2 separate regions of the Homo sapiens genome follow, and region 1 is linked to region 2. A link is a contact called in ENCODE Hi-C or POLR2A ChIA-PET data. All regions are on one chromosome and are shown on one strand. Each heading gives the region's core, a stretch centred on a gene start or an enhancer-like site at or near the end of the contact. The rest is flanking DNA. Distances are from core to core; before and after follow the strand shown. Region 1 has its middle 17 kb from the start of ERMP1. Region 2 overlaps INCR1 (interferon stimulated noncoding RNA 1).

Evidence for each region. Hi-C counts contacts between places; a loop is a spot of excess contacts on that map. ChIA-PET counts read pairs that join two places held with the same protein, here RNA polymerase II (POLR2A). Pooled maps may share reads with other maps.
Region 1: a pooled map shows a loop between it and region 2 (2.8-fold over the local background). The contact joins two enhancer-like sites. A Hi-C loop is called at or near these places in 1 of 50 pooled maps. POLR2A ChIA-PET finds 5 or more read pairs at or near these places in 3 of 52 experiments (activated B cell, activated CD4-positive, alpha-beta T cell and naive thymus-derived CD4-positive, alpha-beta T cell).

What each region holds. Positions count from the first base shown.
Region 1 is chr9:5,847,321-5,853,465 of GRCh38, forward strand. It overlaps a transcript of ERMP1 not described here. Among named protein-coding and RNA genes, the nearest start is that of ERMP1, 17 kb to the left of the region's middle. Within about 2 kb of position 4,336, at least 5 of the 41 ENCODE cell types and tissues checked have a DNase peak (open chromatin) inside an H3K27ac peak, as active enhancers do.
Region 2 is chr9:5,592,846-5,598,828 of GRCh38, forward strand. All of the region lies in intron 1 of INCR1 (interferon stimulated noncoding RNA 1), which reads right to left. Among named protein-coding and RNA genes, the nearest start is that of RIC1, 33 kb to the right of the region's middle. RefSeq lists an enhancer at 1,307-1,426. Within about 2 kb of position 1,251, at least 3 of the 41 ENCODE cell types and tissues checked have a DNase peak (open chromatin) inside an H3K27ac peak, as active enhancers do.

The sequences.
Region 1 (6,145 bases), core at 3,086-5,585, 260 kb after region 2:
CTCTGCCTCCTGGGCTCAAACGATCCTCCCGCCTCAGCCCTCCAAGTAGCTAGGACCACAGGGGCATGTCACCACACCCAGCTAATTTTTGTATTTTTAGTAGAGAAGGAGTTTCACCATGTTGCCCAGGCTGGTCTTCACCTCCTGAGCTCAAGTGATCACCTGCCTCGGCCTCCCAAAGTGCTGGGATTACAGGTGTGAGCTACTGCACCTGACCCCCAGATGGCTTTTTCACTAAAACCCCAATTTTGTTCCTTCTCTTAGGAATAACATGTACAAAACAAAACAAAATCGGCCAGGCGCAGTGGCTCACACCTGTAATCCCGGCACTTTGGGAGGCCAAGGCGGGCGGATCATGAGGTCAAGAGATCGAGACCATCCTGGCTAACACGGTAAAACCCTGTGTCTACTACAAATACAAAAAATTAGCCGGGCGTGGTGGCAGGCGCCTGTAGTCCCAGCTACTCGGGAGGCTGAGGCAGGAGAATGGCGTGAACCCAGGAGGCGGAGCTTGCAGTGAGTCGAGATGGCACCGCTGTACTCCAGCCCGGGCGACAGAGCGAGACTCCGTCTAAAAAAATAAAAAAGACAGGAAAAAAAAAAAAACCCAAATCAAAAAAATCAGAACAAAACAAACCCCGTAAGATGGGTTTATTATTATCCTGGTTTTATCAATGGAAAACTGAGGCTTAGAGAAAGGATATCATTTACTGAAGGTCATACAGACACTAAATGGCTGAGGTGGGATCTGAAGATGAGTCTGTGTGGTAGGCAGAAAAACAGCCCCCTCAAGATGTCCACATCCTAATCCACAAGACCTTTGAACGTATTCCTTTACTTGGCAAAGGGACTTTCAAATGTGATTAACTTAAGGACCTTGAGATGGGGAGATTATCCCAGTTATCTGGGTGGGCCTGATGTAAACACATGGATCTTTATGAAGGAAAGCGGGAAGTAGGAGAGTAAGAGAAGGAGACAAGATAATGGAGGAGGTCGGAGTGGCCACGAGATGCAGACAGCCTCCTGCAGCTGGAAAAAGCAGGGACGTGGATCTGCGCCTAGAACCCTCAGAACAAACACAGCTCTGCCGAGCCATTTCAGACTTCCAAACTCCAGAACTGTCAGATAATACATTCGTATTGTTCTAGGTCCCTAAGTTTGCAACAATTTCTTAGAGCAGCCATAGGAAGCTAATACACATCCAGATACAAGGAGTGGCAGAAAGAAAAGAAGTCTCAGTGGTTTTGTCAATAATTCATTTACAGGTCATGGCTAGCCATTTCTGGTTTTCTACAAGGATTTAGGGAACTAATTATTTTTTAATGTTCAGAGCTTGAATGCTTACCACTGAGTTAAATGACCTCTCTCTACCTCCACCCTGAAAAATGCCTCTTGTTTGAAGGTTGTTTGTAGCTAGAATTTGGGTTTCATAGGGACTGCAACATAGAGACTGCAAAGTTTATTTGTGCTGGAAATTATTAGTGAGGCTAGTTGAATATCACCTTTCTAAAAGAGTGAGTGGGTGAGGACTGGTTCACAGGGGTGTTGGTTTGAGTGCAGGTGGCTACTTGAAAGAGGAGGGACCTATGTGGCTTACTATGGTTAGATGGGGGTTCTGACCTAGCTGAGGAAACCAAGTGGAGAAGCCACTTTGTACTTTAGTTTTACAGTTAGTTTGATTATTTTTATTTTTATTTATATTTATATTTTTATTTTTATTTTAGATGGAGTCTTGCTCTGTCGCCAGGCTGGAGTGCAGTGGCACGATCTTGGCTCACTGCAACCTCTGCCTCCTGAGTTCAACCAAGCCTCCTGACTGGGCTTCCCGAGTAGCTGGGACTATAGGCATGTGCCACCACACCCAGCTAATTTTTGTATTTTTAGTAGAGACAGGGTTTCACCATGTTGGCCAGGAGGGTCTCAATCTCTTGACCTCGTGATCTGCCCAACTTGGCCTCCCAAAATGCTGGGATTACAGGCATGAGCCACTGCGTCTGGCCCAGTTAGTTTGATTTTTACAGCCTGTAGGGGAGAGAAGGGATCCTACAGATACTAATCTAGCACCTTCATTTTACAGATGAGCAACCTGGTCCGGGGGAGGAGAACTGACTTAGCCAAAGCAGACAGGGGGTCCTGGCCAGGATTAGAGCCCGAACCCAACCCCAGCTCCTTGCTATGCCCACTTCCTTCATCTCTCTTCCCACACCACTTGGTGTGGTTCTGTGTACACTAATTGGACATTTCCCATAAACAAAGTCATGGTTTGGTCACTGTTCAGAAGGTGGTATTTGTAGACTCAGATCACCAAGTGATATCCTCACTTCAATAAGTTGTCCTGTGATTCTTGGTTAATAAAACCCATGCTGTTATAACAAGTTTATTTCAGAGCCACATGTGTTATTAAAATAAATTACTCTGTTCTAGCACACTTTTGGCATGTTTGGTTCTTATAGAAGAGCCTGTGCTAGCAGTGGTAAGTTTAGCTACCTACCAGTTGGATCACATATAAATCTACCCAAATCTTGACACAAGACAGTAAAATCTAGGCCAAAGGGCACTCTTCCACCCATGCCCCAAACTCACACATGCCTTATTGCTCTTAGCAAGCAGACTCGAAATTAATGAACACAGAATCATATCCATGGTGGGATTGTGGATTTCAATCGTGGCCTTGCAGTGTAGGCACCACAGGTTATTTCTTACCAATCAGGAAACAAACCCAGAGTGTTTAAGGAATAGGCCCAAAAGGTCACACAGCCTGCTGTTATCAGAGCAGGCCAGGGCCCAGGTCTCCCCCCCTTTACACTCTGTGGACTAGTGTGACTCTGTGGATCATCGGCATCAGAATTACCCTGAGTGCTTGCTAGAAATAGAGAATTCCTCGAGACCAGCCTGGCCAACATGGTGAAACCCATCTCTACGAAAAATACAAAAATTAGTTGGGCATGGTGGCAGGCACCTATAATCCCAGCTACTTTGGAGGCTGAGGCAGGAGAACTGCTTGAACCTGGGAGGTGAAAGTTGCAGTGAGCCAAGATCGCACCATTGCACTCCAGCCTGGGCGACGAGAATGAAACTCCGTCTCAAAAAAAAAAAAAAAAAAAAAAAAGAAGAAGAAGAAAAAAAGAAATAGAAAATTCCCTGGCCTTCTGGGGTGGTTGGGGGAATTGGGAGGGAGCATGTGGCTGAGGAAACTGAATGTTTAACAAGTTCCTCCTGTGACTCTGAGATACCGTGAAGTTCGTAAACCTCTGAAAATGCTCACTGTCAGTGGTTCTCTACTCTCACTCTACATAAGAACTAGATGAAGCATCAGAAAAACCCAAAAACAACAACAACAAAAAATCCTGGGCCCAATCCCAGTATTCAGTTAATTTGGATGGTGCCAGGCAATTGTATAATTTTGGAAAATGGCTCAAATGATTCTAATGTGCAGTCAGAGTTGGAAACCCATGGCCATTGTGAACAGTGGTACCAAATGCTATACCTGAAAGGGCAGCCACCCTGTAATTCTACCCTAGCCTTCTGGCCATGTCCTAGCTTGCAAGCTCTGAGGAGGTAGGGCAGGACTCTGAAGAATAGAGAATGAATGAGGAACAAGGTTGCATCCTTTGAAAACTCCAGAGCTTTGATCAGTTACCTCACCCTCAATTCAATCCCCCATCCAGGAACTGCCCATGCCCTGACATCCTCCCTTGACTTATTCCCAAAGATCTCACACTGTGTTCCCTCTTTTAGACCCTTCAGAACAAAATCTGAAGATGTTAGCCCTTTTAGGCCCAACATCTCTATGCTGTGCTGGTATCAAGCAAAGCCTCCAAGATGTTTCCAATTTGTGAACATAGTGCATCTTGTAATTGATTTGTTCTTCTCTTTTCTCTATCTACTAGGAAGCTCAGAGCCAAATCTGAGGCACACCTTTAGCAGTCATACAGCACCTTATGGCATACATTTGCTATACCTTATTTTCCTGTCATAGCTTTTCTTTCATTTGTTTCTGTTTACCTATTTTTTACAGAGAAATGTCCTTTTTTGATTTATTCTGACATGCTATAAATGAATTAATTACACTATTTAAAGACTTTTCATCAATACATTTCTCTTTCTCTTGGGTCAGACAGAGAAAAAGAAAAGAGCATGCAAGAAAGATGGAGAGAAGAAACACATGCACACAGATAATATATAGAAGTGGGAGGAGGCGAGGGAGGGTTCGTGATCATATCAGCCTTACACAGGGTGGTGCTCTCCAAGGGGCAAGAGTCAACCTGCTTATTATAACCATTTCACAAGGATCTTAAAGGAACTTCCTTCTATGGTCAAACCCTTTTGTTCTTACTCAGAATCAGTCTAGCTGTTAAGTCTGTGGCAGCTGGAGCTACAAAACCAAGGCCTGAAAGTTGCAAAACTAGGTACTGTGACTGTGAGTCACCTTTCCCCTTCACACACATACACCCCACAAAATTGATTTTAACACACATAAAAATTGAGAAAACACTATAATACTAAATCTAAGATGATTTACAAAGGAATATTACTTAACGAATGGCTTGAAGTAGTTTTTTAAAAGCTTGGAGAGATTTTGATTTCATAATGAGTCAACAAGTCATTTTTTCTGCCATTAAAAAATCTCATTTCTTAATAAAAACACTTAGTTTTTCATGACCTTATAAATAAAAAAGCTCCCATTTCAAAGTAAAAATGAAATCTAAGATTATATAGACGTTTATGTCATTACTTTTATCTAAGCAACATACATACATGCTCAAGTAAAGCAAAAGGTTAAGTAAATTTCTGCAATAAATAGGCTGCTTTTGAAATGCAAAGAACATTATAAAGAATGCAGAATCTTAAGGGTAATCAAGCAGTCATTAAGTTTTTCTTAAGTATTCACTTTAGATGTTGTTATTTCTGGCACAGGTAAGCAGCAGAGTGTTTTTTTTTGTTTTTTTGTTTTTTTTTTCCAGACAGCGTCTCATTCTGTCATGTAGCTGGAGTGAAATGGCATGATCAAGGCTCACTGCAGCCTTGACCTTCCCACGCTCAGGTGACCTCCCTCCTCAGCCTCCCTCATAGCTGGGACTACAGGCATTGCCACCAGCTAATTTTTGTATATTTTGTAGAGATGGTCTTTTGCCATGTTGCCCAGGCTGGTCTCGAACTCCTGGGCTCAAGTAATCCAGCTGCCTCAGCCTTTGAAAGTGCTGGGATTACAGGTGTGAACCACTGTACCCCACCATAGCAGCAGAATTTTTTATGTGCTCAAATACTGGAATCTTTGGTTACTGCCATATCAGCAAAGAAGCCAACCATTTTAAGAATGTTTTATGAGAATGTTCATTAAAAAAAAAAAAAAAGAATGTTTTAAGTGAACACCTTGCAAATCCTAAGGATAGCTATCTATTTTTTTAACCTTGTATGTATTTTAATAAGCTGCCTCAAACATGCTTTTTGAAATCAGGGAAGATATAGAAAAATTAATAACAGCAACTGATAGGATTCAATTCATCACACTGAAACATGTTTTTGTAAATGAGATAAAAATCCTTTCCTGACTACAGGGTCATCTCACCTGTTAGTTCTTTTCACTACAGGGGAGAAAACAAACAAACCAGCAAAAACCTTTTCCTCTGCCCTCTTAGGTTCAGTGTCTGGGGCCTGAGAATTAAACTGGCAAAAGACAGATTAACAGGGGAAAAAGCATCTATTTTATGGACAAAGGAAACGGGTTTGGGCTTCTGGGGGTGAAAAATTGTAGGAAAGTGACTAGGAAGTATACAGGGAAAGTAATGGAAAGCAAGGGTTGCTTTAGTAAGGTGTCTTTATGCCAACTCATCTCAGTGCCAGTTTTCTGTCTCTAGTGATAGGTTACTTTCTTCATTCTGATACAGGAGAAGGGTGGAAATTTATGCCACCTTCACAAAGGGAAATTTATGTCCTGCTTCTAGGCAGAAAAGGAAAGGGCAGAGAGCTCTTCTTACAACTGCTATTTCTCCATTGCTTTCAGCCCAAAATAATCATATGCCAAGGTGGCATACTTTGGGGTGGTATAACCTGATCCCCTTCACCATGTCACTTAAATTCTCTCTTGTCCTGTTGCTGTGCTCAGAGATGCCCTGGGGTTTCAGTGTTGATCTCCCAGAAGAGC
Region 2 (5,983 bases), core at 1-2,500:
ATTCTAACAGTTGCCTGGTGATATGGTTTGGATGTTTGTCCCCTCCAAATCTCGTTGAGATGTAATCCCCCGTGTTTGAGGTGGGGCCTGGGTGGGAGGTGTTTGGATCATAGGAGTAGAACCCTCATGAATGTCTTAGTGCCATCCTCTCGGTGGTGAGTTCTTACTCTGAGTTCTTGCTCACCCATAAAAATCCCTAAACTATGTACGAGGCTTGGAGAACTTCTGGGTTGGTGAACACATTCACATGCCAGGAGGGTGATGCACCCCAACTCTAAGGGGAGTGGCGGCCCTTCCGGACCTTGCTCTGTGTACTTGTTCATCTGGTTGTTCATCTGTATCCTTTACAATAAACCAGTAAATGTTAAGTTAAAGCATCTGAGTTCTATGAGCCATTATAGCAAATTATTGAATGTAAGGAAGGGGTCTTGGGAATGCCCAACTTGTAGCCAAGTTTGACAGAAGCGTGAGTAACCTGGGACTCACCATTTGTGACTGACATCTGAAGTGGGAGAAGTCTTGTGGAACAGAGCCCTTAACCTGTGGGGTCTGATGCTGATCCCAGGTAGACAGGGTCAGAAGTGAGTGAATTGAATTGAAGGACATCCAGCTGGTGTCTGGAGAGCTGGAGAACTGGTTGTTGGTGTGGAAAAACAAAATACGTTTGGTATCAGCAGTATTGTGGGTAGAGTGATACAGTTTTTGTTTTAGGCTGAATTTGGAAACCCAAATGGATAGGCAATCTTGATACAATCTTTTCAATGGGGCTGATTTGATTGCTTTTCTTTTTTTCTTTTTTTGAGACAAGGTCTCACTATATTGCCCAGGCTGGCCTCGAACTCCTGGACTCAAGCAATCCTTCTGCCTCAGCCTTCCAAAGTGCTGGGACTATAGGCATGAGCCACAGTGCCCAGCCCTGATCTGCTTTTCAAGAATTCCTCAGTTGTTGCCATGTAACTGTCTCTCTGACAAGACTGTAAGCTTCCAGGAGTTGGGATCAAGACTTAGCCACTTGCACCTCTCTGGGACTGTGGGATGCTGTGTGAAATGTAGTAGGTACTGGATTTGCAGGGAGTTTTCAGCTGTCAAGGGCCTTGGTAAAATAAGGAAGTGCAAGGGGCCAATAATTCTTGGCTAAAATATCCAGAATTTCACTCTGGGACTGTAAAAGAGATTCCTCTGAGAAACTTGCTAATATCTTGCAAAACCTCAATCCAGGTTTTGTCTTCTTACATCACCTTGTTCTCATTTAGGTCAGTTTCTGAAGATGCAACTGTGGTTTTGCAGTAAGGGGAACTGAGAATCTTGAATACTGCATGTTATCACGTGACTTCAGGATGAAATATCATTCAAAACAAAACATAAATTAAACGTATTCACACAGAGAGAAAAAGCAAAGCCTAAATTAAATACATTCACACATAGAGAAAACAGAGTATGGTAAGATATCCAAATTTCCAAATTTCCATTTTTCTCTTTGAAGAATTTAATCCTAGATCTCCATAGCCTCAGGTCCAGTATAGCAAACAGCTGGGAAGCTGTTTGACAGCACTTTGGGCCTAGTATCTTGGATCTTTTCATCTAAGAGATTGTCTACTTATCTAGGACCAGACTTGCTCAGAGTGATGTGGAATCATTTTCGAAAAGAATAGAGATAAGGTCTTTCTGACACATCATGAAATTTAACACTGATGACCACCCAAGGACCTATGCTAGAGTCAAGATTTGGGGCCAGGCATGGTGACTCACGCTTGTAATCCCAGAACTTTGGGAGGCCGAGGCAGGAGGATCACTTGAGCCCAAGGGTTCAAGACTACCCTGGACAACACAAACCCTCATCTCTGAAAAGATAAAAATTAGCCGGCATGGTGGTCACACCTATAGTCCCTGCTACTCAGGAGGCTGAGGCGGGAAGATTGCTTGAGCCTGGGTGGTTGAGGCTGCAGTGAGCCATGATCACACTACTATACTCCAGCCTGGGGAACAGAGTGAAACCCTGTGTTGGGGGGACAAAAAAACTGAATTGGGTAATTGCAAAATTTTTCTTTTTAAGGCAATAAAAAAATACTGACTTCATGTATTTATTCCCTGGGTTATTTCTGGAAGGCAGTCAAGCTAGTTAATTTATTTTCCTTTTTAAAGAAAATAAGCCAAAATAAACCAAAAGAAAAAGAAAAAGAATATAAGCCAAATAGCAAACATTAATTTTTTTCAGATTTCAATTGTTTAAAATGCATGTTCATTTTTGAAAAATTTAGAAAGCATAAAAGAGTTCAAAAAAGAAGGATCCCTCCAAATGTCACCAACTAGGCACAATCTTACAGATAATCTTGCTATAGTTTTTCAAATCTTAGAGAAAATCAACACATGAAAAACTGTGTTCATATATTCACCAGGTGAACCAAATGCAAGCTATACTCTTATACTCTGTGGACCAGGGGAACAAGACAAGTAAAAAAATCCAGAAATCTTACATGTCAAAATAAAAATTAAGGATATATGTAAAAATTGGTAATTACTTTAAATGAATGAGAGTTCACACTTCATAATCTCACATGACTAGATTTTTAAAAATAGATTGAAAAGTTTTGATGCACTTGTTTGATGTTTCTACATCTTGGAGGAAAGCTGAAAGCACTTGATACTGGTGGTGTATAGACACACACCTACTCCAATCCACCTGGAGAAGTTAGAGAAACCCCAGAACATGATTTATCAAGTAATTCAGTATCATTTTTTTGAAAAAGTTTGGCTGGAAAATTTCTTACTTACAATACCAGTTATAAGACATTTCTTCTGGCTGTCCACAACATTTTCCTTCTTACATAGCTCCTCTTTCTTAACCTCTTTACCTGGTTCTCAGAAGAAATCTGCAGTGATCTAACTAACTCTGATAACCACATAACGGGCAGATGAATTTATTACCATATGGTATGGAACTGCTTTAAAGCTGAGTTCTGAAGTTTGATTTAAATATCTAAGTTTGAGTCAATATGTGTGCCTTGGCATGTAAAAATAACAGCAACAACAACAAACACTTTTTGTAAAGTTCTTACCATGTGTCAGGCACTATTCTATGTGCTTTATAAATACTAACTTATTTAATCTTTATAACATAATCCTCCTATGAGCTAGATACCATTATTGTCCCCAGTTTACATATAAGGCACAGAGAGTAATTTGCCCGAAGTCACAGAGCTTGTAAGTAGCAAAGCCAGGCTAAGAGCACAGCAGTCTGTCTCCAGAGTCCATACCTCTAATACACATGACTGTCTCATCCAGCAATCTATTTCTCCAGTTGAAAAATTACATTGATTCCTCCTACTCACCCTCCTCCCTCAAAATACCTACTTCTGTAATTAAATGCCACATCAATAAAGCATATTCTCTAACAACCCCCTTAGGTCCATGGAAGAAGCTGGCTATTTGCCAATGAAGCCTTGTTCACTCCCCATCTGGAAAGGCCTGGTGGCAAGTAAGATTCATGTTACTCAAGGGAGGAAGGGGAGTTTTCCTGTTCATTTAGCATAAAGAGTCTCTTAAGTCAAAAAATTTCCTTCCTCCTCTTTCCAGTGTCACCAGTCACACGTGAGAAAGTCATCTCGGTATCAACTTCACATGATCTGCCTCAAACAAAGACAGTTCATGTGCTCTTGATATAGCATTTCTTGCTTCAACTTCACTGCTAACTGCATGTTTCATCTACAGGGAGAGTTTACAGAAATTAGCATGAATTATATAAACTCTGATACTTGGTGATGTAGATAGATCTCATCAGCTTTCATTTTCTTTGCTGGGAGTGTAATCAACATGATTAAAGCAAAGAAAGAAACTCTCAAGTCATTGTATTAACTATTCTGTTCTCTGGATGAGACAACATAAAACCTTGGGATAGTAGAGCTGGAACAGAAATCCAACATCATCCCCCACATTTCACAGATAAGGAAACAGAGTCCCAGAGGGAATTTGTGATGTACATGATAACACAACTAATTTGTGACTTTAAAAAAACTCCTTTTTGGTTTATTTTTAAGAAAAAGAATAGAAATTAACTAACCATATAGAAATAGCTTATGGAATAAGGTTCATGTGGAGCCACCATTTTTTATTGTCTTACACAGAGGTAACTGCAATTATTACACCCCACCACACTCACCCAGTGGCAGGCCAACTAGGGCCCTAGGGCTTACACAGCCCCATGAAAAGGGAGGAGGGCCTGGTCTTTGGTCCCTCAGGTCATTGGGCTGGTCCTTTGGAATTTGGTAGGCCCTACTGCCCTTGGCAGACTGCAGAGATGCTCCCACAAAGTTCTCTCTTTTGACCACAGGTCCTCCACAAGGAATTCTTGCCACTGCTTTGGGGGCCAGAGCACTCAGGCCAGGCCACCACAGACATCTACCTATGCCTCTCCCACTGCAAGTGTCATAGTCTTTGGAAAACTATGCAAAAGTGTGATAACATCCCAAAGCCTTATAGAACCTACTGCAAACCTGTTCCCCCAAGTCCCTATCCAGGACAGTCTCAGGCATTCTCCTTTCCGTTAGGGTCAGGCCACTTCCTTTCGTCTTCTCCTCCAAACTCCAGTTCTTACCATCACAGAGACTTTCTAAAGCAAAGGTTGTAATGCATTTCTGAGACTAGGAAGCCCTCACCACCCAGACATAAAGCCTGAGCTAATAATCTCTCTGTTTCAGGGAGAGACTATAGCAGAAAACAGAGATTCCTGTTATCCTGAACCAATTATTTGTATAACTGTATGTTTAATACCTGATTCTCTTTGGAGTAAAAATTTCATGAATTGAGTATTAGGATTACGTTAAGGTTGCAGTTGGCTTTAGGATCCCTCTGTCTTATTCACTTTTGCATCCCTGTGCCAGTTCAAGGCCTGATAAATAACAGCCACTCAATACATATTTGCAGAGCAAAGAGAGAAAGAGAGGGAGGGGAGGGAGAGAGAGTGGGAAAGACTAACCAAAGTTCTGCAATGGCCCACAGAAATATGAGTATGAGTTAAGGCAATCTCAAAGGAGATAGAGAAAAAGGGATGGGAATGAAGATGAAAACTATTAAGAATTAATAATCTACAGGGCTTGATAAGAAATTTGATGTGGATGATGTGGAAGAGACCAGTCAAGGATAATTCTGAGATGTGTTAATTGATCCACCTGAATGTGATGTGGGCTTGTGAGAGGAAGATGGGGTTTGGTTTTGTTGGTAAAGGATGGTGAATGGTGGAGGGGTTATGGACAATGAATCCAGTTCAGGAAATATTTGTGGGTCTCACTGTTTTAAGTATATGTGAACAGGAATATCAGAATGAAACTGTGAAGTGGGTGAAGTTATCTTCAGAAACTCCCTTTCATTTAGGCCCCATTTCACATATCAAGGGATATCACATATCCCTAATTATCTGCCCTAATTTCCTATCAAGAAGTGATCTGATGATCTCACTTACATAAAAGGTAAACTACTGATGAAATAGGAGATAGCTCTCAGGCTGTGTTTTAATGTTAATAATGGAGCACAGCCACAAGCCAAAAGAATGATAAGAGCACTACTAATAAGAGTCAGTGCTTATATGGCCCTTAACATGTGGCAGGCACTTAATGCCCTTAGCAACACCATGAGGAACTATTTTATATATGAGGAAAGTGAGGCACTGAAAGGTTGTGACTTGTCCAATGTCAACAGCTAATAAGTAATGGAGTGGAAAATACAACCTAGCATTGTGGCTATACAATCCATGCTTTTAACCATGATGCTAGGAAATAAATGTGTAAGGGTGAAAATTTTAAGAAGAGTGGAAATGTGCAGTAAATTTTGTGGGGGTCCCTCAGCAAGATTCAGATCACTCCAGTCTCATAATGAAGACTATACAGGTCACTCAAGTCTCACTCTACTAACTGAGTGTTAGTAGTGTTACTAATGACATAGACTCTGCCAATGACTGACTTTAGACAACTTAATCTCTTTCTGTTTCATT